Linked DNA regions of Mus musculus: regions 2 and 3 are each linked to region 1. Evidence: chromatin loops called from intact Hi-C (ENCODE). Cell type or tissue: left cerebral cortex. All regions are shown on one strand. Each heading gives the region's core, and the rest is flanking DNA. Links, peaks and the distances in the headings are about the cores only.

Region 1 (10,788 bases), core at 2,039-7,038:
GAAGACTCGAAGTTAAAGTAAGGGACAGGAGTTGAGGGTGAAGCTAAGTATTTCATCTTTTTTGAGTTATTTTAGATGAACACAAATCCAGTATTAAACCTTATCAATTCTGACCCAAATCAAACTAAATTCCTCTACATTCCTGTCCTTTTTATTACTCAAACAAGCCACTGGCAAGAGAAGCTCAAAAGGTTCAAGAGGGTCAAAGTGTGATGGAGTTTTCTGGTAGGAGGTGGCTCTATTATTCATACTTTGGTCCCCCTTCCCAACTCATTGGTATTCAGGAACAGAAGTTGGGTTTTCAGTGAAATACTGATTTTACAGGTATGCTAAGTTCCTACGGTGATCATTTTAAAGGAGTAAATTATTGAATATTTTAATAAAGTTTAGACTAATTCTGTAGTTGGTTTTTCTATAATTTATGACTTTCTCCACTGTGAATTGCTAATAAGTAAAAATTACTTCTTTGAGTTTATTCTTTAAACTTATCATCTTCTCTCTTTCCTAATTATGAAAATGTTTCCTTGGCTTCAGGTTTATGACCCACAGAAGATTTACACTGACAGACATGCCTTCTATTCTAAGGGCAATTTGGAAATAAGATGTAGCGATGGGATGTGCTTGAAAATATAAGCCACAATGATGAAATCAGGACAAAGAAATAATTCAGCAAGCCAAGGGCATCACTGGGAAAGGATCTGTCTACCACACTATGATCTGCAATCTGGTTTGTACACATGAATCAGTGTTCCCAGGAATCTGATTTAGCATCCAAATCAGATACCATTCTCCACTGGGATACAGGTGCTGGAGAGAGCAGGGTAATCACTTGGCGCTTGCCTTCAGCACAGCAGGAGTAGTCTTTCTCTGTTTTTCTTGGCCCCACACCCTCTTCCATTCACTGTGCTCTGATTTTTGTGGTTATTTTATCAGAAGATTATTTTTTAATCAAGGATCATACTTTATGGGATGTTTCCTTTAAAATTCAGAAGAAGGAGAAAATTTGGGGAGAGGAATGGAATCAGAAAATAAAGCTGACTCCTCAGGATGTCGGCTCAGAAGCATGGTTTCTATATTATCTGTTGATAAACTTTTAAATTTATTATTCTAGTTGTATGTATGCGTGTACATATGTGACACATAGGCACACATGTCACAGCTGGTTTGTGGAGGTCAGAAGAGTAGTGTGGAATTGATTCTTTTGGTATATATTCATGTGGGTCTCAAGGATTGATCTCACATTCTATAGCAAGCCCCTTTACCCACTGAGCCATTTTACCAGCTGTATTTTGGACATTTTTGTCTTTATCACTTTATTTTTGCCAACATCTACAGAGTACCCACCATTCGAAAGTGCTTATCAGTCCCTGTGAGTAGCCAATTCATTTCAGATAGGCACTATCTTCATTGCCTCTTACAAAAAAAGTTTAAGACTTTGTATATGTTGAGCTAGTCTTGCATGGATAAAAGCCAAGAATAAATCCATCACAGAGCAAGGAATACAGTAACAACTTTTTCTGTTACTGCTTCTCTGTTGTGTGGCACTTCCTTATACCAGACTATTGATTCCACTGGCATTGAGAAATCTATGGATTTCTCCTTGATGGAGGTCAGTTGTCATGTGAGCAACAAGCATGCTTAATCACTATTCATGGCTGCTGCAAAGAGACAGAGAATCCAGGCTGAGCCTACCTGGCTGCTCCCATCGCAGTCCTCGAGGGTGACTGTGATATTTTCAATGGAAACGCACTTGCCCAAGGCCATATTAATAAGCTACGAAGCAAAATACAAAATGAGCATTAAGGACTGACATATCTTAATGTACAACGAAACATTCAGACACATTTAGACAATACAATGTAGAAGATCATAAGGTGAAAAGATGATTGATAGATTGGCAAAAGTCTGCACTATATGATTTTCTTGGTCACTTCTCTAAAAGAGACACAATGTCACTCTGTCACAGCACAGCCGTCAGTTTAAACCTGTGATTCAGTCACAGTGGCAATGGACATTAGCTAGTCATTAACTCTTTGCTGGAATGCTAAATGGAAGTGAGCAAAAGTTGGAGTAGACAGTAAGGATTTGGGAAGGGAGGGTTTGAATTGATCTCAATGCATATTTTAATAGTCCATGTCCACACCTTCCATTTCAAGCCAAGACTTAGAGGCTGTGTTCCTTGGCTGACCCCTCCAAATTATCTGATCACTTAGGTACTGGATCATAGATAAATTGAGTCCTTCAGAGAACAGCAGATTCCAGCTCATTCCCTGGCAGACTCTTTCTAATGACTCAGTCAAGCTACGACTCATTACAGGAAAGTCACGAAAGCTAAAACAGAGCCAAACATGAGGGCCCTTTCTGGCAGACTGGAGTTTTTAATGGATTTACAGGGTCAAATATGGAGGGAGCTTTCTCTCGGTTGCCATTTAATGCAGACAAGGTTGATTCCTTTGACGCGCTGGGCAGCACTAACAAGATGGTAGGTTAATGATGCAATTTAGGTTTTTCAATTTACCGGAGGTATAGAGGAGGAATTATATGTATTCCATGAAAGGCGGAGAAGCTTGGGAGATAGTGAGCATATCTGTGTCCTTTCTGGGGTGCTGCAGTAATAGAGGCCATGTTGGCTGCAACATCATTAGATTTTTATAGTGGGGTGTCTAGTGGGTTGGTTTGCACTTGCAAATGCATAGCTTAGCTTGAAGGGTAAGTAGGGAGTTGTTTGTGAGGTCAGAAATGCAGAGAGAAGGCCGAGAGAAGGACTACTGCAATGTTGGTAAGTAGGAAGACTGTTCCCACAGAAACATATGGGAATGGGTGTGGGCATGTGGGGTGTGTGAGGTGATGAGCAAGTCAGAGCTGGGACTGAGCTGTTTCCACACAAAGACCACCGTCTGCCAGTGGGTTTTAGGAAAAAAGCTTGATCTACTAGCACAGGGAGAAAATATGGAAGCTAGATTCTCTCTAGGAATCTGAAACCTCACATTGACCTTTGGCTTTGAAATAAAAATGTGATCTACCTGCTAGGGCTAGGAACCCTCACCAACCTTCAAGGAATATAAACAAACATTGGCAGTTTTAATGGTTGACATTTCTATAGTGTCTGACACAGGGGAACACAAAGTGTTTCTAGGAGGACAGATCTCCATTAAAAACAAAATCTTCAAAATGTTCCATTCACAGTTTGAAATGACAAATACACGCACATTCACCATCAGTAGGTCTGAGCAGGGGGCAGCGTGAAGGATCAAGCAATGGCACTCCAAGTTCAGGGAGCACAAGGCATAGAACAATTCTGCAGTTCAAAGAAGAAAATTAAAACCCTAATTGTTCTAAGTTTCATGTCCTCATGGCTCATTCAGAAATCCTATCATAAATAAGTTTGGAAAACTCTGGCTCCATCACAGCTAAGCAAGTTGCCCATCCTAGGACTTCTCAGATTCTTCCAGAACACAAGGTTCCAGCTCAGGGAACTGTTTCCTTTCCCAGATCTACTTGACTCCTGACCGCACAGCTAGCATTACCCAGGTTATGCTTTGGAGAGGCTTAGATTATATAGTTTTGTTGTTGCTATTGTTTTGCTTTGATTTCAAACTGTTCCTTCCTGCAGGCCTTGGAAGACACTGGAGGCTGAGGGAAAAATATCTCCTCCCTGATCCTTCAATGCAAACTATTTCAAGTTAAAAAAAAATAATAATAAAGCACTGAGTAGATTTTATACTTTCTGTGTTGAATGGTTTCATTTTCCCAATGTCAAAGGTGGAGATTTCTGACACTTATTTATGTAATTGTTGAACTTTAGGATTAGGCTGTTTGCTTACAACTTACTGTAATAAAAAAACAGTGATGATGAGCTGTTTATTGATTTAAAATATTATTGACTTTATGAAAAATTACAAAAAAAATAACATTGATTGGGCATAAAATTCAAGGTGTACAGGCTGAACGTTTGGAAAAACGTGGGTCAAGAAACAAACAGATTTTAATTTTTTTGCAACTTTTTTGTGATTGGTATTCGGTATTCATTGGAAAAAAAAAAACCTCAAAATTTTAAAATGGTAATAACACGATTGTTAGAAGAAAGTAAATGGTATCTCTTCATTAATATTTGTGTGCTTGAGGCAGAAAAGAGAACAGAAATACAAAAAAAAAGAAGAGCCTGGTGATATCTGGCGAAATGTATACACAGCATTTTCATACATGAGGGCGCAGGCATCCGCAGGCATCTGATTTTTTTGTTGAGGAGGAGAGCTTTTCAAAGACCAGTGGCAACTTACAAAGGAATCCAAAGATAGTTTGATTGCACCCTCTTGTGGCTAACGTTAAGTAATGCAGATTAAGTTAAGTTCAGATTCTCTGGAGAAATTTATTGAGCCTTTTCGTGGCCATGCTTGTTTGGAGGATGGAATGTAAAGATGCAAGTGACGTGTTTGATGTGGCTAAGGCCAATCAGTCCTTCCTACATAGTTATCGAAAGTAGCTGATGTCTACTTTGACCTTCCCCAAATCCTGCTGTACAACACTTTGTTATAAATAAGCCAGGTTACATGTATTTATTGGTTAAATTATATAAAATCAGAACAAATATTCAGAATGCTCTCCTGTTTTTACTACTCCCTCTGGATTTCTATAGTAGGGACAACAGCATCATTTTTTTTTTATCAAGTCTTTGTTATTAGGAGATTGACAGGCTGGGAGAGGGGCTGGTTTATACCTTTATTTCCTAGGAAGAGCCCTCTGCCAGTGTTCTACTGACAGGCAAGTTAGAGATCTTCCTGAACATGGAGGTGGGGCAATGAGTGAAAACATAAAAAAGTAAACTAAGAGACTAATCCACAAACATAAACATGAGCTCAAGTGGAGGACTGGCTTGTCACATGCCATCACAGGAAACTGCACTCGTGGGTGGACTCCAGGCTTTCTTTGCCCCAGGGTCTCAGCTTCTCCGAGTTTCCCTTTGCACTGTGCCCCATTCAAATTCTTTACCTCAGTTCACCCTTTGTGAAACTTCCTTTAGTGCCTTGACTATTTTTATTATTTTCAACCTCTCTACAAAAGTTTTTTAGAACCCAATTAAAGCCTGTATTTCCCCTGTACTTGAAGCTTGTATTCAACCCCGTTGAAGAAGGAAGGAAATATGGAAAGAAAATTACCCACAAGACTCTACATGAACTGACTCTCACTTCTCTACCTAGGTTTCACCATTTATCCCCTGACAGTCACATCCACCTCGCCATATCTTGATTGCCACAACCTGTCCTGAGTTGTGTAGGAGTTGTATCTCCACACCTTGCTTTCTCGGAGCTGGTTGGACATTTTGTCACAGACCTGGCTTCTAATCTTCTGACAGGATTTCTTGACAGCATGCATTTATAAGGCATCAGCATCTCTGGCCCATTCCTTCATAAGAGTCATTGAATTCTGTGTCCATACTTTGTTTTCTTATTATTCTTGTTCTCTATTCAGTGTCAAATTCCAAAGGATATGAAGCCTACATCCTGACATACTTCCTGGTCTCTTATGTGCAGTATAGGTATGTGATATTTAGTTATCAGTCATCATGACATATGATAGATTTCTTCAGATATACCTCTAACAACTCTCATCTATCTGTACTCTCTTTTAGTGTCATCTGTGCCTTCTGCTTAGAGTCATTCTTTTCTAAGCATGCTTAAAGGAGTTTCTGTTGTTTTAGCAAACGGCCTTGTTAACTTACCACACCACTAGCTCTCACAACGGGCGCCTTCAAGTCAGGAAAGACATTGTCCAAGTACCACTTGAAACTTTTGCATTTCAGCTTCTTCCGCAACTCCCTTTGCTGGGTAAGGTTGCCCACATCCAGCCCTTGGTCTATGAGGTGATCCCCATGGCCATAGAAGAGTTCCCTGTAGTCATCAAGCCAAACCTCAGCAACCCGCACCAGGTTCCGTTCCACTGTCTTCATACGGTCTTTGGGGAAGGAATATGGATTGTCGTTTCTGAATATGTGGCCCACTCTGGAACAGGGGATGATCTCAATTTCACCACCACACATCCAGACCTGGGAATGAGTCAGTTAAAAGTACCGATTATCAAGTGTTGGCTCACAAATCACAGGCCACTAACAATGCTATGGAACTCTGTGGAGACACTCTCTCAGCCTGCTAAGTAGGACTTGCAACTTAGAAAAGCATTTTCACAAAAGAAAGAAAAAAATCCAGCAGGCTTATTTAATTTTGTATATGGTAGACTGCTTTCTGGTCCATGAAACAGACTATTTCCCTTTCCTAATCATCTATGCAAATTTCTCTTTATCTCTTTTCTAAAGAACTTTTTATAGAACTCCAATATGTGCTCTTGTTTGGATTGAATCAGGAAATGGTTATTGTATTTTATAAAAAGAGAGACCAGAGTTTGGTGGAGGCTCTGTAATATGTGTGTGGGGGGGGGAAAGGGGTGGCCTCTGCGGGCCCATGCTGAGGCATCCCTTCCCTCTGAGGTACCAGTCACATGGAGATATAGAATAGAATAGAGTTTTTCAGGGCATGGGGAGTGGAGTTGAGAGAAAGGCAGAGAGAGAAAGAAAGGAGAAGAGCAGAGGCTGACCATGAGCACATGGAGAGAGAGGGGGTAGGGGAATGGGGAAAGGGGGGGGACAGGAACAAGAGGAGAAGAGAGCAAGAGAAAGAGAAAGAGGAGGGGGCAAGTAGCCCCTTTTATAGTGAGCCAGGCACACCTGGCTGTTGCCAGGTAACTGTGGGGCAGAGCCTAGACTAAACGCCAACAGTTATGGATATCTATCGGTTCACCTTCCCCTTCCTTGGGAGACTTGTAGGCTCACGGTAACCAATTCAAAAGTTCTTGGTCAAGACATCCAAAGTTAAACCCATTTGAAGAGAGAATTCCCAGTCCCATATGGAAGCTTCTGGTAGAGTTCTATTGTTCTTGCTAAGGTTTTCCTGGACACGAGCCAATGATGATGTAAGTCATTGCATACACAGCCTCCAAAGATGCTGTAGCACAGATTTGGTTTGCTAGTGGCCCGCACTGGAGGGATTCTTTCTCATTTGTATTAATCAAGATTACTCATTGCAGATATTTTCACTGCCTCCAGTGTATTAGAGAGCTATTCCAAGAGAGCCACTGTATGTCACAGATGAATCCCAGAGTAATTTCTATTAAGTAGAAATCCCATAGCTTTTATGCAGAAAAAAGAAAGTAATTCCCACATGATTAGACATAGAAACACTGCTGTGAAATATTAATTCCAGTAAATTTACAATAGTGGTTGATTCTTCCAAGATAAGTCTGGGAAATGAAACTTGATCCATAGGACCTGTACCACGGTGAAGTTCCTTCTCAGTGGCAGTCACATATATGATTGGATTGGTAAAGTGAAGCCAATTAAGAATCATAAACGCCTTTGTGTGTGCTTCCATATGTGGTGATGCTTGTGTTTACACGTATGTGGAGTGTACAGGTAACAGAAGATATCTTCCTCAATCTCTCTCCACTTTAAGTTTTGAACAGTTTGTCCTACTGGATGGGTAACGCACTGATTCAGCAAGAGGAACTGTAGATACCTTATGATCACTGCTTGGCTTTCTACATGAGATCTGAACTCAGATCATCACGCTTGTGTGCCAATCTCTTTAGCAACTGAGTCATCTCCCCTGACACTAGAATGGTAAACTTTAAAGTAATAATAATAATAATAAACAATTAGTAGTGGATACCTTGAATGATAGCTCCATATTTTCTCCTCCCCAAACATCAAGACCAGGGTCATATGTTCCAAGTTCATAAAAGTAACTTTTGTCAATGGAAAATAATCCACCTGCCATGACTGGGCACCTACAACAAGAAACAATTGTGTTAAACCTTTATCCGATGGCAACTTAGCTTCTAGAGTGGGTCCTCTATGTGGCTATGTGGGAGTTTGGAGGTATTTCTGGATAGGTACAGGGAAGTCTTGGGATGGAGCCAGAAGTTTGGCTTAGGGAAGTGCTTCTGGTTCATGGGAATTAAGTCTGATTAGGGTTGAAAAAGACATGGGTGGAACTATGATTCTTATTTCACAATTATATGATTCAATCTCTAGGGTTTTTAATGGATTCAACCCCTGGGGTTTTTTTATGGATTTCTCTGGGTCAAGGTGAAATTGGATACATTTCAAATTGAATTTGAGGGTCAGGTAGCAAACTATATTCTCAGGAAACTTTGCTTGCTTTGATAAAGTCTTGAATAGAGCTATAATTTTGTTATTGGTATTTTTTGAGACAGTATCTCACTACTGTAGCCTAGACTATCCTTAAACTTGCCACTCTCCTGCTTCTGACTCCTAGTGATGAGATCATAGGTGTGTGCCATCATGCCTAATTGACTACTATAATTCTTGCTGATTTTCAGAACAATAGAGTATAATTTTTAAAACTTATTTTCTGTCTTTACAGAAGGACTTAGGACAGTTGTCTACTCTTCAGTTTCACATACCTACCTTATTATATCTGTTTCTTTAATTCCATTTTTTGCAACAACATCTGGAGGGATTGTTTTCCAGCCAAAGTTCATGGGCCAGGTGAAGACACCTCTTTGGAAGTTGTCCACTGTCATGTAACTAATTCAGAAAAAAAAACAAACAAATGAAATGTGCAAATGCAATTTTCAAGATTATTTGTGTCTCTGTTGACTTCACTAACACAGCTTTGTGACAAGTTTAGGTTGGGGACAGTTGATGACACATATGATTCTGCATCATCACTTCTGGGAAGTTTATAGATATGATTCACACGGGTGGTTGGCTGGTAAGATCAATTCTTTCAACTTAAATTCATTTCTCAGTCTATAATGGCCATTTTAGAAGAAGAAACAACTTAGAAGAACATATAGACTTCCTGTAAAGTCTATATGGGTATGACTAGAAACTTGAGAAAAATAAATATTTGGGAGTTCAACTGACCAGCAAAGGGGATGAATATGATAATTAGCAGTTGGGGTTACTAGCAGATAAATATTGGTGTATTGGCGTACTGAATTGATAGCTTGTGAACCCAAGATATTGATCATATCTTTTCACTTCTTTGGGTAAGTAGGTCATGCTTCTTAGGTTCTAACATCGCACATGTGAGAACCATCACTCTCTGTTACTCTCTGGTGTCAAGGTATGGTAGTGTTACCTCATGTCCTTGTCATTTATGACTTCAATTACTGGACAGGCCACTTTCTTTCTATTTAAATAAACTCTTTCCAGTAGAGGTTCCAGCCAGCCCACATTACACTCCACATGAGAGTCTAGGAATGTCAGCACATCACCTGTAGAGTCGAAAAGAAATCATTGGAAAATTCAGTACAATATGGCAAGTGCATATTCTTCATCATTAAAGGTGTTAGGGATTATTCAAGAGGCATGACTGTAAACATGGGTGTTCTTTTTGCACTGAGTTCTTGGTTCTTAGAGGTTCATTTTTGTAATAATACGGAGAGCGTTCAGAGGTAGAGATTCTGTAGAATAAGCACGACTCATGGTTAGAAACAACTGACAAGCTAGTGACAAGCTTGCTTCTCTGTTGCTGTAATAAACCATGACTAAAGCATCTTGGGAAGAAAACGGTTGATTTGATTTAAATGATGCAATCACCACCCACTATTGATGGAAGTGAAGGTCTGCTCAGCTTGCTTTCCTATACAACTTGGACTGGTGCCCAAGGGTCGCACCATCCACAGTGGGATGGGTCCTCCCACATTAATCATTACTAAAAAAATAAAATAAAATAAAATGCTGTACGGACATGCCCACAGGCAAGTCTGAGAGACACTTCTTCATTTGAAGTTCCCTTCATTCTTATTATTGTTTTTACTGTCCACTCCAGGACCTGGCTGCTCAGTTAGCATGTCTTACCATGTCTAACCATGTTTGAGCAAGTCATGCCATGAAGTGCCTCTGTTCTACCCGGTGGTCTTATCTGTTTCCAACTACAAACTTGAAGCATAGACTATTTTAATTTCTACTTAGGAGATAAAGATTGGAGGAACAAATAGCTAGGGCAACGTTCCAAGGTAATTTACCTCGGGTGCCATGTAATAGTATGAAACAACTCATTACATAGCTCACGATGGGGCTCCAAATCTGCATTCCCTCCCTACCTGGCCCAGATCCTACCTAGTTGATATTCTCATTCATCTGTTGCCAGGACCTGAGGGAAGGAGCACCTGCCTAAAACACATTTTGGAATTTTTATATTGCTTTATTTGGGGAAAAGGAGAATCTCCTACGCACGGATACCATTGCTCCACATTCAGATATTTTATTTTAAAATAAAATCTCAGGATTGTGTTAGATAAGAAAGTAAGGAGTTCCATGCATTGCTGGCTCCAAGTAGTGTTTCTAATTGTGGTGGGACCATCACATGTGAGGCTGTGCTGATGCAGAGAAACTGGGGGAGGCATGAGGAAATGTGGAGAGGGGTGAAGTACATACTGTGTCCTTTTTGCTTTACCCTATTGTATGCTTCTAAGATCTGCCTAATACTCACTCTTAACAAATGGCTAGTAGTCCTTACTATGTTTTTGATGACTAGTTTAAACTCAAATTCAGACTAATTTAACCCAATCTTGTTTTAACCTGGTTAAATAATGTTCTGGTTTCTAGAACTATATACTGGTAATGCTGGCTTGTTTGTAGATGGGCTTTATGAAAAACAGCAACAATTACAAGAAGAAGGAGGAGCAGGAGGAGGAGCAGAGGAAGAAGAGGAGGAAGAGGAGAAAGAGGAGAAAGAGGAGGAGGAGGAGGAAGAAGAAGAAAAG
Region 2 (10,788 bases), core at 3,523-8,522, 300 kb before region 1:
CATCAAGGACCTAACAATAAAATCTAAACTACAAACTATGAAAGCTAACACTGAAGTCTTCTGAACTTAGCAACTTAGCACAAACAACATTTCTTAGAGTTCTCAAAGAACCATCCACTAACAAATGCTTGTTGTAAAATTTTTTTATCCATAAAAACCAGGAGAAATTCAGACATCTTTTAACTATCAAGTGAATATACAGACTCGTACCTTTATTCACAAGAAACCCAAGGCCTTCAAGATGTGAAACGCCTTAGGCAACGTTAACTAAACCAAACCAAACCAAACCAAACCAAACCAAACCAAACCAAACCAAACCAAACCAAACCGGTCTTAGAAGGCTGCATTTCCTTGACATTGTGGAGAAGGCAGACTCAGGACCAGAACACATCACTGCTTGCCAGATGCTGGGTAGGAAGAGGCAGGTGTTATGTTGAAGGAAGGAGGAGACCTGGGGAAGGGAATTGAGGTGCCACTAACCAACTGTGTACACTAGAAGGGATGGGTTCTCCAAAAGAGGGGTGTATAGAAACTTTGAATCTATACAAATCAGGAGCTTTGGACGATGTTTCAAACTCCATAATCAGAAACAGCAGTATGTTCTCAATGTTATGGTCCTGCATGGATATCTGAAAAAGAAACAACCAATTAGTCCAAACGATGCCTCTGGGAAGGAGACCAGGGAGATGCAATTTTCATTTTAATTCTTGCTATATTATTATTATTTTTCCACATGCATTTGTGATATTAATTAAACAAAATATTTTAAAATCATAAATAATTGATTTGATTTTGCCATAGAAGTTCCTTTGTAATACTTAAGTATTAATTAAGTAAATACTTTCTGCATATACTACTTTCTTGCATGTATCGTCTTCACTCTGTAAAATGATACAAAGTAGGAAAAAAAACCGCAAAATCAATCTTGGATATATTACAGTACGTTTAATTAATTAGCATAGAGTAGCATGTGCCCTTAGGAAAGAAGACTGCAATGCAGAGGCACCTTACATGGTCAAAGGAGAGAGCAGACTATACATACATAGGCAAAGCTCTTTGTGACTGTAGTGTTGCTTGTGTATCCCTTTAGAAATGAAAGCATTCAGTTTGACAGGGGAGGGAACACTTGGGAGTTCATGAGTTCCCTTGCCCCATTAACTCTACCGTGAGGCTTACTTAACGGAGATTTTTGCTTGTATCTGCAATCTCAGGAATGCCTTTAACAAGTCTCATTTTGCTGAGTCAGGTTACTGGTCCTCTCGTTCACTATATTATCATGCATACAGCAGGCCGTCAGCATTTTCTTGATTATCTTCCATAGTCAGGAAAGTGACCAGGTCTGTCCTAATCCTCTCCAAGACAATTGCCACAACAGGAGGATGACCTCTCAGGCTATGCTGGCATTTGGTTTGTGCCTGCATTATTAGAGAAGTTGGCGTAGAGAAAGAGAGAACTTGGGACTGAGCGTCTATCTGGATAGGTCATGGACAGCCTTGCATTCAGTATGCTAGTCTGATTTTGGAGTACCAATTTCAGTTCTGGGACTGTGGGGTGAGACAGCATGGCAGCAGGGCCTGTGCGTGTTCACCCAGACTGCTATCAAGGCTATTATAAAAGACCTTCAACACGGCTGAAGGAAGGCACCCCCATGGCATCTTCAGCTCCTCCATGTGAGCAAACTACTTTGGCAGATCAAGAGATGACTTTAACATAATCATCTTAATGTCCGACTACAGTATTGATATGCGTCCAGCATGGAGAGTTAGAGGAGTGTGTTGGAGGTCCCCTTCAGTTTCACACCCTCAGGGAGCACCATGCTTTTGAGGTATTTCCTCATAGTCTCTGTGTCAGCACATTTGTTTGATGATTCTGCTCTTTAAACATTTATAGTTGGCAAGTTCCGCGATAATTACATACTACTAAAAAGGAAGATCTTTTGCAATATTTACATTTCAAAATCTTCTTAAATATTTTGACTTGGGAATACTTCACCTGTTTCCATGTTTTAGTCTTATAAATGACAAGAAACTCCAAATAAACTGATCATTTTGTCTCAAAGGAGAGTTCTACATACAATCTCAAAATTAACCAATATTTTAGGACTATACAGTTTACCTAATTGAACTGGATGTGGAGATTATATTTTATCCATCACCTTCCCCTGATTTAAATATATGTATTTTATTTTTTTTAAGGTTATAATATAATAGCATTAGCCCCTCTTCTCTCACCAGCTCCTCCCATGTACTGCCTACCTTGGTCTCTTTCAAATTCATGGCCTGCTTTCTTAGCTGTTGTTTATACATACACATACATGTTTACATACATATACATGTACACATACATATACACACATCTATATATATATCTCTGTATATATCATCTATCTCTATACTTATCTCTATCTGTATATCATCTATTTCTATCTGTATCTATATCATCTTTTTCTACTATCTATCTATTGATCTATCTATCTATCTATCTATCTATCTATCTATCTATCTATATCTCCCCAAATATATAAATATAACTTTCTGTGCCTGTAAAATGTTACTTGTATGCATTGTTTTCAGGGATCACCATTTGGTATTGGATAACCAATTGGCATGCTCTTCACTGGGGAAGAATATTTCTCCTGTTCCCAGTATCATCCCTTGTTTCCAGTAGTTCTTCATCTAGGATGGGGTACTCCTGAGACTTCCCTGCTCCGTGTTAGCTTGTCTATTGGTCTTGTTATTGTTCAGACTTTGTTTTGGCAGCTGTGTTGGTGAGACATTATGGGTGTAGCTACTTTACCATTTCTAGGAAGACAAACTCTTAGAGCAAACTTCCTGTTCCTTTGTCTTCTGCAATCTTTTTGCCTCTCCCTCTGCAATGATCTCTGAGCCTTAAGTTCCCACCAATTTATAGTTATTATAATTTATAAAATCATTTTTAGTTTGACATCAAGATTACATCTTTGAATTTGCTTTCTTCCTTGAATATTAATGGGATTGGCAGGTTTTTTATTTCATTTTTGTTCATATACTTTGTTCATTATTCTGTGGAAATGTTCGTAAAATCTAAAAAAGAAGCCAGCTAATTGAGAAGGAGAAATTTTAGTATAATATTGAGTATGAGAGTCAGTTTTCCAGATATTTCTACCCTCTGATCATAATCCGGTGTTACTGTTTTGCAGCGTTTCTGTTGTTTTTGAACCACTGGTTTTATTTAATTTATGGTACTATGGCTCTAAAAGCAAGAGTTAATCAAAACTAGAAAGATTTTCCAGAACTCTGAAAGTTGTATGTTAAGAAGTGAGGCTTGGGTCATGACCAAAGAGCTGGGAATCCACTATCTGTAATGGTGGAGATTAAAGTTGTAGTTTTAATTTTTTGAGACACATGAAATGTATTGTCTATATCATTTAATCTTCAAAACAACCCTGTGGGATAAATTCCCTCCTTATCAGCAGTGTGGAAGACCAATTTAGAGAGGAGCAGTACCTATTTAGGCCACAGGACTGGTCTAAGAGGGGCTCAGGATTTCAATCATGGGCAGAAAGTTTTTCAAGGCACACTGTCCTTAGTATTAAACCTGGTGAAATTCTGACTAAGTTGGACTCAACACAGACAGGAAGACAGGGTTTTTCATTTGTTTGTTAGTTTTCTAATGATTAGTTTTGTGTTACGTTCATTTATACCAAAGAGGCAGAACAATGTAGGGCAAGCTGTTCCACTTTCTCTGGCTGAGACAGAGCCTGAGCATTCGCAGAGTTCCATTTTTTCTCTGTTCTCTTGCCTGTGTATCTCTAGGCAAGGGCAGTTATTATGTTGAGTGATATGTTGATAGACAGAGAATCCAGGAGAAACCATGTAACTTCATCTCCTAAAGTGTCTGTGATCATCCCTAGAAGTCTGAGAATTATATTTTTAGAAGTATTTTTTTTTAATTACGGATTTAAGAAGTTTACCTCCCACTCATCAGCTCCCACTCCTACCCATCTTCATTGCAGATAGGGCCAGGAGCTGATACCCTTTCTTTTTGCATTATATAAATTCTTGTGAGTATCCAGGCTAGATCTATGAGCATTGGGGTCAATATTTGAAAGAGACATGGGATCAGTACACATACATACACACACACACACACACACACACACACACACACACACACACACACTTCTCTAATTACTTGCCCTACTCTTCCCGTTTTAACTCCTCCTGTGATGGTTTGAATATGCTTAGCCCAAGGAATGGCACTATTTGGAAGTGTGGACTTGGAGTAGGTGTAGCCTTGTTGGAGGAAGTGTGATGATAATGGACTGACCTCTGAACCTGTAAGCCAGACCCAGTTACATGTTGTCCTTTATAAGAGTTGCCTTGGTCAGGGTGTCTGTTCACAGCAGTAAAACCCCAACTAAGACACCTCCCTTGTCATTCTTTGCCTAGATCCACTTCTTCCTTCAGAGAGCTCCCTGTTATTTCTCTACTCATCTCTTCTTGATCATTGCAGGGAGTGTACATGTGAATTGTGATGTCTCCATCACATTCCTAGGGTGACCATTTCAGGAAGTGAGCCCCTGAGAACTCTTGAGGACTACTTCCTCCAGCCCTGGAATTTAACGATGAACTACCAATTGATCATCTGCCTCTCCTTTACAATGTTAATTTCTTCTTTGAAGCAAGACAGGCATTCATTCGTCTTCTTACTGTCTTTATTGTTAACTTAGGAGTGGATGCCAGCTTTCTCAAGCCCACAGCATATGTCACACACTCCTCTTCTCAGTGCATCCACACTCTTGGGGTCCTCTCCCATTGGGTTCTTGGGTTCTCTACACTTCACTGGATTAAGTATCAGGTGGTGACCTTTATGACTTCAGAGACCTCCAAATGATGAATTCTGATGATTAAGTTCAGCCTGGTCAGGGTAAACTCTCTGGAAACATAATTCTTCCTAACCTGTGGTTCCAACATGGGATGTCCTTGATTCTCTGAGTATATTCTCACACACAGATACTGCTCTCATGGTATGGCAATACCAGATACCATTGCATGACACATTCATCTCTTATAGTTGCAGAATCTTAGACCTTATCTTAGTTAGGGTTTCCATTACTGTGAAGAGATACCATGACCATGGCAACTCTATAAAAAAAATGATAAAATTGGGTCTGGCTTACAGTTTCAGAGGTTAAGTTCATTATCATTATCGTGTTCCCACCATGACAGGCAGATGTGGTACTTGAGGAGCCAATATCTCTACATCTGATCTGAAGGCAGCAGAAGGACACTGGGCAGACCTAGGCATGTATAAGACCTCACAGCCCATTTCCATAGTGACACACTTCCCCCAACAAGGCCACACATGTGATTAGTGCTACACCTTGTGGGCCAAGCTTTCAAACATGTGAGTCTATGGGGCCATCCCTATTCAAACTACCATAGACCTGAAAGGGAACATTCATGATCATCTAAGAATACCTTCTCAGAGTGACTGATTGAGACATCATCTTAAAAGACTATGTGACTAAAGCTAGGCTTATAACCTTACATCTAATTTGGCTTTTACCTGTCATGGCTGGCACAGGGCTCCTGAAATGCTGCGTTCACTCTCCCATGCAATAGTACATACTCTTGCTTGAAACTGCATTCTGCTAGAGAGGACATTAATTACTGATTATTTTCCATGGAAAAATATTAAAATTGTATATTGGTATACTTGTAAACAACAATTTATCATCAATTAAAGCATATATGAGTAAATTATTTCTGCTCCTGGTAAAGCAACAAAAAGGTTAGGCTGACCAAAAACCAGGATTTGTACCCTACTTCTGACAGAGCCTTTACTGGGAAATTTTGTTTCATCAACTTGTATTTGAAAATAGGAAATTGAAATAAATTTAACATTTTTAAAGGATAGCTAGTATTGGCATTTGAAATTTTCCAAAGGCAATCCCTTGATCTTGGACTTAGAACATCCTTATTTCTGAGATACATGTCCCACCTTACCTGGTTGGGGACATAACTGAGGAGAAGCAGTTTTCCAGAGTACATGCAGCTCACACTGCAGTGGTGGGATTCTAAGGTTTCAACAAAGGGGAATCTGGGATATGACATTTTATTGTTCGTGATCTGAATAGAGGCCACCAAGGTGTAAAAAGTGGCCCAGTGGCCTGCATACTGCCTTTGCAGCCACTAGGTGGTACCCAGATGCCCCCGAAATCATCCCATCCCTGCAGTCAGTTCCCCTTGGCTGGGCTCTGAGGTAGGAGACAAAGAAAGCAAGCCTGAAGTTTGCGAGGTGGGGACAAAGAGGTGTTCTGCAGTGCCCTACATGGCCCTAGGCGACTCGCGTCCAGGAGGCTCGGAGCCTCTCTTTGCAAGCCAGGGGAAAGGATTGAACATTCCCCGTGGCACAGGCCCTAGGGCCCCCCGTGGAGGCTGGTGACTGGGACACCGGAGGTGGCGATGGGGTGGGCGGCAAGCTGGGAGTCTCTTCCAGCTGGAGAGTGGGAGTGACAGAAGCCGCTGACAGGGAGGGGGCAGGCGAGACACTCCATGCCCGTCTGGTGGGCGAGGGTTGCCGCGGTTTCCCCGGCTGCTGTGGTTTTCCTGGCTGTCTGACAATGGCAGAGCTGACTGAAAAGAAGGTTTTCCGGGTCCCCGTCCAATTGCCTTGAATTTCTTGTCCCCAGCCCTAGCAGGTTGAAGCAGTGCCCCACCTCAGTGTTTCAACAGCCTGTATTCAAGCATGCTTGTTGTAACACACCAGCCCTTACACCTAGTGGGCAAACGTCCTTTAAGGCATGCTATTAACCTCCGACCTCCCCCATTCTCTTTCTTAACCCAGGGCTTGGGCTATAGCAAAAAATAATTTTAAAAATCACTTCGAATGAGAGAAGATTTGCCAAGATTTAAGAGAAGGGAGAAATTTCAAGTAAAACATGAGTTTACATGTATGTAAGTATGAATTTGATATAGAGAGATTTGGAGACCGCTAATAACAGTAGTCATTTTGGAAATGTGAGGATTATGGGTAATTTACTTTCATTTCAATAGCATGCATATTGCTGGATTTGTTTTTGACAAGGAGAGAATCATAAAACCAAAAAGCCAACTACTCATGTTAGAATTCTTGGGCTTCTACCCCTTGCACAGCAGGAAACAACCAGGCAACCAAACAAGCAAAAAGAGGAGGAAGAGGAGGAGGAGGAGAAGGAGGAGGAAGAAGAAGGAGGAGAAGGAGAAGAAGAAGAAGGAGGAGGAGGATGAAGAGAAGGAGGAGGAGGAGGAGGAGGAGGAGGACAGGGTTAACAGAAAGCAGGCCTATGAAGTGGGGAAATGATGAGGGCTTCCATCTTTGCAAATGCTTTCACAAGTTAGAAAAAAAAATTAAGATTCACAGGAGATGAGCACAATCAACCAAAATCTTACCCAACAGGAAACCAAATAAATATTTGGAAAACAAAACAGGTTTAACTCCTTTAACTTGGAAGTGAGGATTAGTATAAGCTACAACTGTCACGTGTCACCTTATTTAGATTGCAGGGAACCAAACGCTGACGCTCGTCCTGTGGTGCTTTCATACAATACCAGTGGAAACTTTCACTGGAAAGTCCTTTCACAATAGCTATCAAGAATGTCTAATGTTGCAACCGCAGTCTGTGATGCCTGCCTAGCAAACGCTCAGTGCAGGGTTATTTATTTGCAAAAAACTGAAAACAATCAAAATGCCTAAAAATAAGAAAATGCTGTCTACTTCCATGTTCAGTGATGACAGCTCTATGCGTTCCATTAGATGATCATAACAAAGACAATGTTGTGATCGTGCCGTCAACGGAAGAAATGAATGTATGAGCAGCACTAAGTTGTGTTAATAGATTCACATATGAACAACTCATGTGTAAGACTGGAAGAAAACACGTGGTGACAAAAATAACTATAGGTTGTATGATTTTTAGCTCTGAATGCATATGTAGTTTTCAGTTTTCTACAAATTGTAGTCCAGCCCATCCCTGTAGTCCAGCCCACCTCTGAGTCCAGGCCAGCTCTGTAGTCTAGCCCACCTCTGTAGTTCAGCCCACCTCTGTATTCCAGCCCACCCCATAGTCCAGCCCACCCCATATAGTTCAGCACACTTCTAGCACACCGGTATCATACAGTGAGACTCTGCTGTAGGTGTTGGGAATGTGCTTGGACAGAAATGGAGAAGGCATTATGCTTTGTAACATTTTCATTATTCTGGAACAAATACAACAAATGAACTAATTATAGATTTGTGGGAAGAACCGAGAAAAGCAAGGAACAGATTCCTGATCAGGGGGATTTTGGGAGATTTTACCCAGGTGGAGACATCTGAGCTGAGGCCTGAAGAATTAGAAGGAAGGGGAGAGGTGCTTCGGGTGAGGGTGGGAGGAGTCACTTTATGAGACATACAAAGGAGACTAGAGATCTGAACCTAAGGTTAAAAAGGCATCAAGAGCTCAGACTTTCAGCCTGTGGACCTCTAGCACTGTTGACTTACTTTATTGTAGACATGACTGGAGACAACTGAGCATTGCTTGTGTCCTGAGCAGTGGACAGTACATTTTAAAGGATGGAGGGAGAGTAATTGCTACCCTAAGAGTGTGTCAGAGGAACAGTGTCTCCTGATGAGAATGTGTGTGGCTTTCTGACGAGATACTCCAGATTGGGTACTTCCTGTTGTACAAGACTACTACTAAATCGAGACTTGGTCAAGAGACTCAAGAAAGTTTGTGCCCTCTCTAAGGGGAAACGTATTTAGATAATTCCGCACTTTGCAATCACCACACTGGTCCCACCCTGGCTACCCAGCCTGTTACCCATTGGTGTCTTACTTTCAATGATCTGAAGGAGTTGACTGCCATCTTCCCATCTAACATTTCTATTTTGTATTCACTTATTTTAAGGGATATTTTAATAGGATCTACACAAAAAGTTTTGTCACATATTGGCTAACTAGGAAATACCCCCTAATTGCTGACTTCTGTATGTGGCATATTGTAGGGTCTATGAGGCTAATACTCTAATCTTTTTGAGACAGATCCTTGAAAAGAATCTATGCTGATAAGCAAAAACATGCAAATGAGAACTCTCTGGTTTTTAAATTGCGTTATGATCTCATGTCACCATAATTATCTTTTCTATGCCTTGTGACAATTTTGAGGCTATAAGTAAACAACACACTTTGGCCTTACTTACACATTATATTTTGAAACATTATTCGGAAACATTTTTCTTTCTGCATGAGAGAATCTGGAGTCCTCAGATGATTGGGTGTGGAACGCACAAGCTGCCTTTGGTCTTGAGTGTGTGATCTATGACAGTGGGTATACTATGTATGATTAAAGGATTAAGCATCTGTCTCTGAATATCTAATACCACTCACAGAGCCTGCAACACCTTCAGGTTTCCATCCTTCCCCCTTTATTTCCTTAAAACTTGAAGAGAATGGAAAGAACAATGTCTTCTCATTTGATGTTACTCTTTTATTAGGTAGATGGTCTTTAACATCGACCAGAGAAGTTTGAATGGATACTGAAATAGCAGGGCTCTCACACTACCTGAAACATTAGTGTGATTTGAGAGGATCAACCTTGCCTTCTTTGGGTGCACATATGTTTCAACATCAGTGCTATCTTCCTCTCCATGACAGATAAGAATTGCTAAGGCCCTTACACCGAGATAATGATGCAAGCTCAGAGCAACAGAAACCAGGACCTCTGTTTGGGGTCTGGAAGAGACTAAGAAATTTGACTAAGGCCTGAGTCCTAGCAGTTAATCACATTTTATTAAATACCATGTTTCCACTGAGGAACTCCAAATGGTCAGTGCGTTGTGCTCTTCCTGAGCCTCATGGCTAGAAGTTAAATCAGACTTCCCAGATGGGCTCCCTCTTGGCAGGTATTGCACTGCTTCTGAGCAAGCAGGGCATGGCTTCCTGAGTTAGAGGTATAACTGCCACATTGAACAAAAGAACATTTTCTCACAGATAGCCCAACAAATAGAGTTTCTCTGTGACGAGTTTGTATTAAAAGCCCTTTAGGTCAAAGCGATGCGTTTCTGTTGGCCATATTTCTTTAACACTGTTTTCTTTTTAAGTCTTGTTTTCTCCTTACCAGTAAGGAAGGCAAAGCCAGATATGGTTGTATGTACCTATAGTCCAAGCCCTTGGGAGGCTGAGGCAGGAGAATTCCCTAAATCCAGTAGTAGCCTGGGCAGTGTAGTGACATAGTAAGATCATTCTAAAAGGGAGGCAGGAAAGGACAACAGGGAAATTCTGTTCAGATTCTCTACTGCCACTTGCCTTGTGTCTTTCCTGTGCACTTTCAGCTCTTTGATGAGCTTGGACTATTCCCCCTGTTATTTTAGAAGCCTACAAACGATGAGCAGGTCACATCTAAAACACACTCTCAATTAAAAAAGAAAATCGGTCTTGATAGCCTGGGATAAAAGTGGAGCTAGTGGACAAAGTAAACTAATTATTGGGGAAAGAGGCATGAGTATGGAGTCAGATGTTCGAGGTGGTCACTACATAGTTCAGCACATGGTTTCAAGATGTAGGAAACAGGTAAGATAAAGCTGATATACTGAAAGGACTATCCCAAATTATTTGTCAAAAAATTGTCTTTTTAATGACATAGGATCTAAAGACACACAACACACACACACACACACACACACACACACTTTGTAGCTTAATAATTTTTACACTTTGGTCAACAGGGTATGCTAGTCATCATGTGTAAAAATGGGTGAAAATTTACTTTCTGTTTGATAAGGAATG
Region 3 (10,788 bases), core at 3,607-8,606, 440 kb before region 1:
AAAGGTTCCCATGGCTCCTTCTATTACTAGATCAAGGGGTTTTGTGAGGGTTGCCCCAAGTCTGTGTGGGTTAAGGATCTGCGTAGCCAGAAGCATTCTTCCGACTTGCTGAGCCAGAGCTGCTGGGCCATGGAAGGTCACTCTGGGTGAGGAAGACAAAGGCATGGCCTTTGGGATTGAAAAGGAGAGTGATGTTTTGGGGAAAGTGAGTGATGTGACATGCATCCAGAGGAAGGGTGAAGGGGACGGATTCGCTGACTGCAGGTCATCACAAATGGGTGTATGGGGCATGTGTGTTTCGAGAGAAGTAGGAACACTAGCTTGGTGTCTGTGTGAAGTGCCTTTCCCTTGTTAAGAAGAAGATGAAGGAAGCCTTGCCCACCCTTCCAAATCAGATCCCTAGCCTTCTGAAACAGAAGTCAGATGAGGGTGTGTATGAGCCCTGAAGTTATGCCATTTCCCCTCATGTATTTCTTATGGATTCTGAACCCTTTGGAAGTCGGTCTTCCTCTGAAACTCTTTTTCTCATATGGTGAACTCTCATTGTCTTATCTCACATTACTGTCAATATTAATATAGGCTCACCCCAAGCCAAATTTATTCTTGTAATGTACAGTACCTCTTAATAGGTTTAATTATATGATTTTGTCCTTGTGGAAGAGGGAAAGCACAAATAGGATAAGAGAGGACACACACAGCCTTCATTGCTAGGACTGTCACAAGGCAGGAAGGAGGCAAGAGGCTGGAAACCAAAAGACCAATAGGTCACATGGCAGTTTTGAAGTTACTATGACCCCCTTTGGGTAGATAGAACAGGCTACATTGGGATATAAAAATAGGATCAAACACAAGGGTTTGAAAAAGGATTGGCTATTTGAGTAATTAACTCACAGGTCATTTCCTTATGCTCACTGAGTTAATCCTTTGCTAAAAGAAGGGATGGACAGGAAGAAACATCTGTATTCACACAAAAACCTTGCCAGCAGTGTGAAGATCCTCACGAACACATTATGCTGCACACTACGCAACACCTTTACTTATGTGTTGACTTGGTTGTGTTTGTGTGTGCGAAAGCGCAGGCACACATGGCCCTGCATTTGCACATGTGTGTTGAGCATGTCAGAGGACAACTTGTAGGAATTGGTTCTCTTATTGTGTGGGTTCCAGGGATCAAACTCAGGCTGTCAGGCTTTGCAGCAACTCCTGAGACCCTCTGAGCCCTTTCACTCTCCCAACACCCAGTGTTTTCACAGAAGACATTTCCTGGAAGGAATGTCCTATTTGAGAGGCCACAATATCTGTCACTTATTAAATCACTTTTACGAATAATTATACAGATGGTATGCACTATAGAGCACCGGCCTGATTCTCAGGACTTGGGGAGTTAAAGAAACAATATAAAGGAACCTTTAAGTAGAGAGTGGATGGCTGCAGGGAACTCTGAGACAGGTCAAGCTTAGGGAGGAGATCAGCGCTTTCTCACTGGGATATTACAGTATAGAGGCTGTTCATCAGGGCTCGTTGAAAAGCATCTTTGCATCTGAAGTCCACGTTCATAAGCGTTAACATCAAGGATTATGTGTCTCTTATATTTAAGAAGCTCTTAAGCATTCATGCATTAAAATACAGTTGATTCTTGGTGGAATCCTTTCTAAACCCCAGTTCTATTTAATTGATCACTTAAATGAGTGTCTGGGCCATTGTCTAAATGTTAGGAAGTATTTTAGTTGTGAATTGTTTTGATACGTGAGATGGTTTGGTCGGGATCAGGAGCCATTACCTAAGATATTGGTAAATAACAAAGAAAACTGTGGTCTCCACGCCTACTTACTCTTTTCTTCCCATTCTCCAGGGAAGTCCTTCCCCGGAACACAGAATTTCCACCTGGAAGTTGGCCTTATCATCCTCTCGGTGGTGTTTGCAGTATGTCTTTTAGCTTGCATCCTTGGAGTTGCTCTCAGGAAGTTTAAGAGACGCAATCAAGAGCGCCTGAACCCCAGAGACGTGGAGTATGGTACCATTGAAGGGCTCATCACCACCAATGTGGGAGACAGCACTCTAGCGGTGAGTTTGTGACCCCAGAGGGAGGCCTACGAATAACGAGATGGAGGTGGACACTTTCTTGTTTTGAATGTGCAAAGCCAACAATGACTATGCAGACATGTATGGTGACTAGTCACTGGGCTAAAAGCCAAGGACATCCGTTTCAGACAGGCACTTAAGGGATGGGGCTAGGAGATTTTAGTAGATCCTTGGTGGTGACTTTTCTTTGGAGAATGTGAGGAAAAGGGACAAAGAATAGTTGGTGGACCAGAGATTCAAAGAACTTGACGTGGTGGTCTTCAGTTACTCTATTTGTAACAACAAACATTTTTTTTAAAGGAAGCATCTTTTCATTATTATTAAGAAATCCTTTTCCCTTTAGATTATGTGCATCCGCCATAATTTAGAGACTTGACATCTCCAGAAGTAGCCATTAAGATTTTGATGCTCCAGTACTGCCCCCTTGTGGCGAGTAGTCGGCTGGTTGAACCAGGGTCCTCTAGTACAACTGGGCATAGCACATACAGAGTTTAAAATGCTTGAGTAGCCAGCTTAACAAGTAAATAGGGGGAAAAGCAAACCGTTTATACCTTTTATCATTTCAACATACAATAAAATTGTTGATATATTTGATAAGTTTTCAAAGTCAGTTACCTGGTGCTAGGAACCCCCCCCCCCCCCCCCCGAGTTTACTTCCTCAGCATAGAAGATGCTATTATTTATACATTTGGAAATTTCTTCCTGGCCCGTGAGGCGGCTCCGAGGGTAAAGATGCTCACTGCTGAGCCTAATGACCTAAATTTAATCCCCAGGACTGATAGGGTAGGAGGAGAAAACCAACTCCCACAAGCTGTCCTCTGACTTCCAAATATGTACCGTGGCAAGGCTTTCCCCCTACCCCCAACAAATAAGCAAACAAATATGTGCAATAAAAATTTAAAATTACTCCTGCATTTTAAAGCTATAGCACGATACTGTAAGTGTTCCTTTAGTTACTCTTCTAAACTTTTAGTTAACTCGGGGAAGTAGGTCACTCACCATAAGCAGCCTACTATAGAGTGCAGAAGAATAAAGTAACAGCCTTCTCCATGGATACTACATGGTTTCTCTGCAAAAGACAAAGCTCTGTGGGTGTTAGGTGCGAACAACACAACCAAATCAGCTCTTTCCTTGTCACAATCTAGCTAGTCGCAAGTCAATCAAGTTATCTTTGTAATGTGATTCAGAGCTGTTTAATGCTTTGCTCCCTCCTCATCCCAGATCGTCATGCCCGCAGGCTGGCTTCACTACCTGACAAGTCCGTAAGTGCCTGGGAATTCTGTAGCTAGGCTTCCTCTACAACTGCCTTTTGTTGCTTTTCTGGAAAAGATGTACGCTAAGCAGTGGTCATCTTTGGCTCACATGCTAGACCTGGGCAGCCATAGGTACCCCCTGTAGTCAGGTGTCAGTACGTTAATAATGCTGGATCCAGGCTGGGAACTGTCTTGCCCTGATTCCTGTCCCATCAGGGTTCTGTTTGAATGAAAGAGGAACAAGTTAGCCTGTGTACATCGTTTTGCATACCAATTTGAGTTGTGATGTGGTGGAACTGGGAGAAAGGGTGTACCTTGTTTCCATGAAATGTTTGTCCAGAAGTCTGGTTTAAGGTGTAGGGGAAAGGAGGTGGGGTTTATGAGATTTTTGTAGCAGAAAGACATGACGATGATTCCCGACAGGCAAAGCAAGATGCTAATGTAGATTAGTCAGAACTGTGTTTCTCCGAGCTGCTAGCATGTCTAATTACCAAGGGCAGTAATTGGAATATCTAGTGTAAATTACTGTTTGAATAGCTTTTAGGATTTTGAAATGGGAATGAAAGCCTGCGCCATAACAGTCTTCTCAACACAGCCCAGCCACGCAGCTGACAGAGTGTCACCATATAATGACACAGTAAGGAATAACGAGATGTCCTTATTTGCTTATTTAAACAATATGTTCATTTATGTGAGCTGACAAAGAGTAACCTTGCTGAAGCTCGCCCACGGCTGGGCCTTCAGAACTTGAGGTAGGTAGGTCTTTATTAGTCTTTGCTTGATTGCCTGATGCCCCATCTCCCAAATCTGCACACTTAATTAGAACCAAAACTATGCCTCATGGAAAAGCAACAGCTCAATGTGCAGAGGGTTTTTTTTTTTTTTTTCCCTCAAAAATAATTGAACGAATAGAGTCACCAAGCAGGGCAAGAGGGAATTGTTGGGGAGACACGAAGCCTATTTCATCACATTTTTTTTCTTCTTGATTATCCTTTTGTGACTTTTAGGGGTTCTGAATTTCTTATGTTGAGTGTTTAGCTTTTGGTAATCTTACTGATCCACAGTATCTCACGGTCTTGCTCCACAGAAAGGAGAGAAGATGAAATTCACAGAAATCTATGTGTTGCTTTAATGGGCCAGTTTATGTGTTGGGAAAGGAAGAACTTTGGGCTGGGTTAATCTTTCCACCATCACCATGGCTATAAGGCTGTCTGTGCCTTAGAGATAGTCCAGGCCGGGTCCTGCCGCTGGGCCTTTGCTGAGAGTGTGAAAGAAAACTTCATGAATGAACTAACTGGCAGCCTTTTGCCAGTATGCTCATTTGGGAAATCAATGTGCGACTCTGGTGTTATGTTTTAAGTGAAATATATATATATTTTTTTTCCTGTTTCCTTTCTAATTTGCAGTTCATATGGAAAAATGATAAGTAGGTGTTAATTTAGTGACCTGCTTGTTCATATATTACCTGAAAAAAATGAGAATCTTCATCCACAGAAACACCCACGCACACACCTATAAGTACCAATTTAATGACCCACATATTATTAGAATCTTTTCATTACAGATATTACACTTGGCTCTTCATAGTCCTAATTTGCTTGCTTCCAATTAGACACCTTTAGTTTGTAAGGCAACCGAAGTAGATCACTTGATAGACATTTAGTGGACATAGCAGAATAGATAATAGTAGACAATGCCCAGCTCTTGGTGCTCAAGTATCCCCCACCCCCATTCTTCCTACTGACTCCTCACGCACAGCCCCGTAGCCTTTCTAATGTGCGCGTTAGCTTAGCTCTGTTTCCTTCCTTGCATATTTGATTAGAAAACTCTATAGAGCTTAAGAAAGAATGACTTATCCATCAGGAAAACCTGCTGTAGGTTTCGCTTCTAAGTTTCCCAAGACATATAACTAGTCCTTTCAAAGGAGATTTTCAGGCATTTGAATGGGTCACATGTCCAGAGTTGCTGGAAATCCTGTGGGTTCCCACAGCATGTATTGCAGGACGCTGAAGCGGGCACTGTTGCTCAGTGATTTCTTTTTCTCCTTGTTTTACATCACAGGAACTACTAGATCACTCGTGTACATCAGGAAGTGGCTCCGGTCTTCCTTTCCTGGTACAGAGAACGGTGGCTCGCCAGATAACCCTGTTGGAGTGTGTCGGTAATTCTATGTTTCCCTTCCTTTTGGGCAGCAGGCAATGTTGGTTGTGATTCTCGAAGTCAGCCAGGGCTTGGAAAAGTCTGCTTCTTGTTGCTTATTATTGCTTCCTCATTAAATGCAGGAGGTGCCAAGCAACCATGTGGTTATTCCACTTCAGGGGGTGTGAGACAGCCATGGGGGTCTCTGTTCTGTGTGACTCACGGTTGAGAGCTTGCTGAAGTTGTGGTAAGAGAGTCATCCCTGACTAGAACAGACAATGCCTAGCGTGAATCCACGAGGCTGCGTTGAACAGGGGCTGACTGATCTGAAGGAAATGGGCTTCTGGATAGTAAGGTCAGTTGCTGCGTCTTCCCCAGGATTCTTAGCGTCTCCTTCCTCTAACAGGAAGAGTGAGTATGTCAAGTTACTGTGTATCAATTAGACACAAGAGCTTATGAAAATATACATTTAAGAACTCGAGTGAACCTTACTATGTTTTTTTTTTAATTAAGTGCTTAGTACGAAGACCTATATACATTTTGATAGCCTTTCATTTTTCTCCCTATGACATAGTGTAGGTCAGCATATTAATTGTGAAAAAAATTGTACTCCTTTATCCGTTAAAATTTCTAAAAAAAAGAAAAAAATCTGCTGTTGCTGCATGTGGGTATATGACGTATGTGTGTGGGTGTGTGCACGCCACAGCACACGTGGACTTTGGAGGACAGTGCTGTAGAGTTGGTTCTCACACCGTACCTTTATATGGGCTCTGGGGGTTGAACTCATATCATCAGGCTTTGCGGCAAGCGCTTCACCCATTGAACCACCTCAGAGGCCCACCTTCCTTCATTGTTCAGAATGCACACACCTCGTCTGGTGTTGGGAATTATCAGAAGTACTTTAAAAAGCGGTGCAACGGTCAGTTCGGCTAGCAGGTTAGCAGAGATGCGTGAAAAGGATTTGGCACACATTCTTTGGTCTTCTGAATTGGCAGAATGAATTCCAGGAATTGTGAATTTTTGGGTCAGGCATGATTTAAGAATAATAAAATGATGATGGTGACGGCGGTGGCGGCTTCATGAATTCCATGAGGCTGGTACAGAATGCTCTTCTAGCTTTTGAGACAGGGTCTCTTCTGGCCCAGGCAGACCCAAAACTCGGTATCTAGCCGAGAATCGTCTTTTGATGCTCTCTCCTCTCTCTCTTGAGTACTGGGGGTTATTATAAGTATACATCCCTATGGCCAAATAGAGTTTTAAAGTCCTGATTTTCAGGGCTGAGGGGATGGCTCAGATAATAAGTGCTTGTTGCACAAGCATGAAGACTGGATTTTGATCCCCAGTGCCTATGTAGAAAAGCTTGCACAGTGGCATGTATGTATGTGCCTATAGTCTCAGTGCTGGGGATGCAGAAAGGGCAAGATCTGTGGAGTTTGCTGGCCAAGCAGTCTAGGTTTATCTGTGAGCCTTAGGTTTAGTCTGAAACCTGTCTCAATTAAGTAAGTGACTGAGCCAAACACCCAGTATTAGCGTCACGTATATATACGTAGCTGCCCTCCCCTTCCCATTCCCCCCACACATGAAGGACACACTTTATTTTACACTTGATCTTAGCCAAAAGGCCGAGAAGCGATCACACTTTATTTTAAATACAATCCTCAGTTTCACTATTTGTATGTGGAGTGTAGATATTTGCAGGTAGCATGACGGGTTTTGTCAGCTTCTCATTGAGATGGTGTGTAGGAATGCCTTGTATTGTCTCACCCCTTCTGGTGAGCAGGCTTTTTGGGTGGCTATAGCAGCTCCTGCCTTCTGACAGTCTGTTTGGCGGACGCTGTCGCAGGCTATTTGATCACATTGTGAATCAGAAAAACCCTGTGGTGGTGTGGCTCAGCCCTAGCACACACCTTTAATCCAAAGAGCTTTCTTCGAATGGAATTATAAAGTCAGCCACAGGTCAAGAGGCAGGGCAAGCAACCAGTTGACAGGGAGTGAACATAGGAAAACCCAGGAAAGAGAAAGGCGGGTCTTTGAGTTGAGGGGTATCTAACTATATCATGGAGGAGAAAGAGCCTTTTTTCATCTGGGACATGGTGAACTAGGAAGGTCAGCCGGGTGCTTTCTCTGCCTTTCGGAGCTAGCAGGCTTTCACCACAGCATCTGGCTTTGGAGTCTTCATTCGGGATACCAAATGTTTGGGATTTTGTTTTAAAAACAACAGGAAGCAGCTGACCATTATGAACTGGTCCCTGCGCTTTCTGCCATATGAAGGAGGAACAGTGTCAAATCTAGTAGTAAGATCTGCAGTGGGCAGCACGGCTTGCCTGTGACACACAGGGGCCAGCAAAGGAGCTGTGGTACCTTTTCCCCAGGTCTGCACCTACTGTTCCTATTTCCCATTCTCTGCAGCTCCACCACAACTGACTAAGACTAGAAAGAGATGGAGAAACAAAACAAACAAAACAACAACAACAAAACAGAGGCACTCAGCACCCACAACCAGAATGGTTGTCTTGACGTCTAACTGGCATCCTGTTTGTGTATGAACAAGGATACCTGGGTAGTGATGGCAGGCAGCAGAGGGGCCATGCACCTGCTGCTCCTGTCTTCTTGCCCCAACAACCCATCACTCACAGATAGTCCCACATACCTCAGAGACTGGCTCCAGAGTCTTGCTCCTCTGAACTGTCTACAGTGTCGCACTCGATAGATGCTCTTCAACATTTTTCACCACTGTAAATTTAACTATTGCATTTTGGGGGTTGACATTAGAGCCTGGTGGGTGGAGAGCCTGTTCAGAAGTTTTTTGTTTTTGTGTCCAAGGTGTAGCTTGGCGGGAAAAGATGGATAGATGATCACTTTAGTTCAAGAACGTGGGGATCTGACCATGTCAACCCTTCCAGCCCTATGCATCCTCTTTGTGGGACTTTCTGGCCAGGGACTTTTGGGGAACTGTACCACTCTTTTAGTGGCTTTGACATAAGATTACATTAGCAAAAAGCATTTGACAGCCATTAAAATAGATTTCTGTTCTGATTTAATCCACCTACCATGTCGTATATTTTCTTTTCTTAACTTAAAAAAAAAAAAAAGATTTACAACAACAAACAACTTTGTATCCACAATTCTTTGGGATGTTTTTCTTGCCTTCTCAGTGAAACAGTGACTCCCCAGAGAAAATCAAAAAGTTGCAAGATGGAACAAAGGCAGGAAAAGCTTAGCATTTATTTCCTGCTTTTGTAGCTTCTGGCTTGGTGGCATCTTCAGGCAGTTAGTCCTCATCTTGAACAGAAAGGTTGAGCCACTCCTACGACTTGATTAAAATGACTTGTAAACCAAGTAGACTTTGTGTGATTATTGACAGTAGCTCACAAGGAACTCTGGCCTCTCTTAGCATCCCTTTATATTAGTCATTGCTATTGGATAGGGTTATCAGTTCTTGTCATGGAAGCTCAGTTTGCTGGATATCCGTGCTGCCACCTCTGGAGCTGGATGGTACCCAGTGCCTCACACCTGTGAGGCAGGCACTCTATCGACAAGTCGCATCCCCTGCCCTTGGAGCTTTTGTGACAGTTTCAGGTATGTCACTCTGGCACACCTGCTTTCTTTCTCTGTGTAGGGTCTTATTGGCTTAGTTTTCCAGCAGAAGATTGTACTTGTGTGCAGGCAGGTGGCACCACAGCTGCCTATTACAGCCCCGTGATGGTGCAGTCACCACATGCCTGGGCAGAAAGCCTCATTGCACTGTAGTTTCGGTTCCCGCTGCACGCCTGTCATCCAAGCCGACTACACCTCATGTTGACCCCCACTGGTTTTGAGATAATGACATCCTCTTCCCTATCTCTTTGATCATCTCTACCTATAATTAAAGAGATGACTGGAAGGGGGACATGCCCTTGATAAGCATGTGGCTACTACATAGAGGTGGGGGGAGGGGCATGAATCAGACAGGTCAGATCCCAGCTGAAGTTACCCTATTTTGTAAACTATGCTCTTCAAGTTACTAAAATGAAATCCTGAATTATATTAAGTGTATAGGGGTTTTGCCTGCATGTATGTCTGGGTATCCCAAGTATGCCTCGTGTTTGAGGAGGTAAGAAGAGGGCATTGCATTCCCTGGTACTGATGTAATAATAGAAGGGTGTGTGCTGCGTGGGTTCTTGGAATCAAATCTGGGTCGTCCGGAAGAGCCTCCAAGACTCTTAACCCCTGAGCCATTTCTTCAGCCCTCGGGTGACTTAAGAAATGTTTTATCTACCAGTTTTGTGTGTGTATGTTTATGGCGCACATATGTGACTGTGCTTTGTGGAGTCAGTTCTCTATTTTCACTTTTATATAGATTCTAGAGTCCGAACCCAGGATCACACTTGGCAAGCTCATTTGCTTGCTGGTACTGTCTTTCTAACTGCCAAAGGCTCTTTATTTTAGTGTAGTCTGAGTGTGACATCACTGGGGCACATCTAAACCAACACCCTGACCAGTGTCAGAAGTTAGAGCTCTTCTGGAATTATGTCTATGACTTTGAAACTCTGCTTTTGAAATATATCTTTCTCCAAGAAACCCCTTGGAGGTGGTGGTTCACAACCTTCTACCAGCACTGGGGACTGTCATTAATCTCCAGGATGTCAAACTGCCCCTCTGTGGGGCAAGAGGAGCTTAAATATATTCAGGCATTTGGGCTGAGAAATGCTTCTCAGGGTCCAGTGGAAAGGGGGGGAACCAGAGAAACCATCTAGTTATTTAGATATATACCCCTACCCCTTGGGCTTTTGATGCTACATTGAAATTTAGTGATCAGTAGTATGTGCTAAATTGTACTACCTTTCATGTGTTTTGAAAAACTAGATGCCAAAAGTTTCTAGCCTTTTGACATTGTGACTTTCCACTGTCATCTACAAACAGGTTGAGCTGCCTGCATAGTTAGTCTGGGGCACAAGTCAGACACCCTCAGGAAAGCAACTTAAATATAAATGTGAAGTTAGTTATCAGGTACTGTACTGACTGGAAGGCAGATTCCTGCCATGATTCAACTGGTAGGGAAAGATAGGTTTTACCTTATTTTTGTACATCTTTATAGGTGAAGTATTTGCAGTTCTAGACTGAGTTTGTCTAGCAAATAATGAAGAGTTTGGGGCATCAGGCTTTGTTTACTACTAGGAGTTTCTTGGTCAGGCTGTGTGTCCTGTCTTTACCCTTCTATACAACAAAGAATAAATTCAGTGTCACACAAAGAAACACAGAACCAATGCAAAGTTATTGGCATGGCAGTTTCTTTTCAAAAAGGATCTACCAGAACCCAAATCCAGCTAGTGAA

Evidence for each region. Peaks named below come from ENCODE experiments on the same cell type or tissue, not always from the same donor. Only the 100,000 strongest peaks of a DNase experiment are listed, where the experiment ranks them.
Region 2: it touches region 1 in a loop (2.0-fold over the local background); 6 of 42 quality-filtered maps call a loop at or near these places.
Region 3: it touches region 1 in a loop (4-fold over the local background); 6 of 42 quality-filtered maps call a loop at or near these places.

Annotation. Positions count from the first base shown.
Region 1 is chr2:58,023,092-58,033,879 of GRCm38, reverse strand. Galnt5 (polypeptide N-acetylgalactosaminyltransferase 5) reads right to left here. Exons shown (of 10, transcript NM_172855.3): 4 at 9,159-9,294; 5 at 8,480-8,599; 6 at 7,719-7,836; 7 at 5,720-6,043; 8 at 1,693-1,773. Among named protein-coding and RNA genes, the nearest start is that of Gm33594, 20 kb to the right of the region's middle. In left cerebral cortex, for the core only: a CTCF peak has its summit at 4,321 (motif pointing left); DNase peaks (open chromatin) are centred at 2,345, 2,767, 4,314 and 6,952.
Region 2 is chr2:58,320,242-58,331,029 of GRCm38, reverse strand. All of the region lies in intron 1 of Acvr1c (activin A receptor, type IC), which reads left to right. Among named protein-coding and RNA genes, the nearest start is that of Acvr1c, 32 kb to the left of the region's middle. In left cerebral cortex, for the core only: a CTCF peak has its summit at 6,184 (motif pointing right); DNase peaks (open chromatin) are centred at 3,834 and 6,512; H3K4me3 peaks cover 389 bases; H3K27ac peaks cover 744 bases.
Region 3 is chr2:58,468,881-58,479,668 of GRCm38, reverse strand. Acvr1 (activin A receptor, type 1) reads left to right here. Exons shown (of 12, transcript NM_007394.3): 5 at 1-4; 6 at 1,853-2,064; 7 at 5,397-5,496. Among named protein-coding and RNA genes, the nearest start is that of Acvr1, 93 kb to the left of the region's middle. In left cerebral cortex, for the core only: no CTCF peak of the experiment used is centred there; a DNase peak (open chromatin) is centred at 6,193.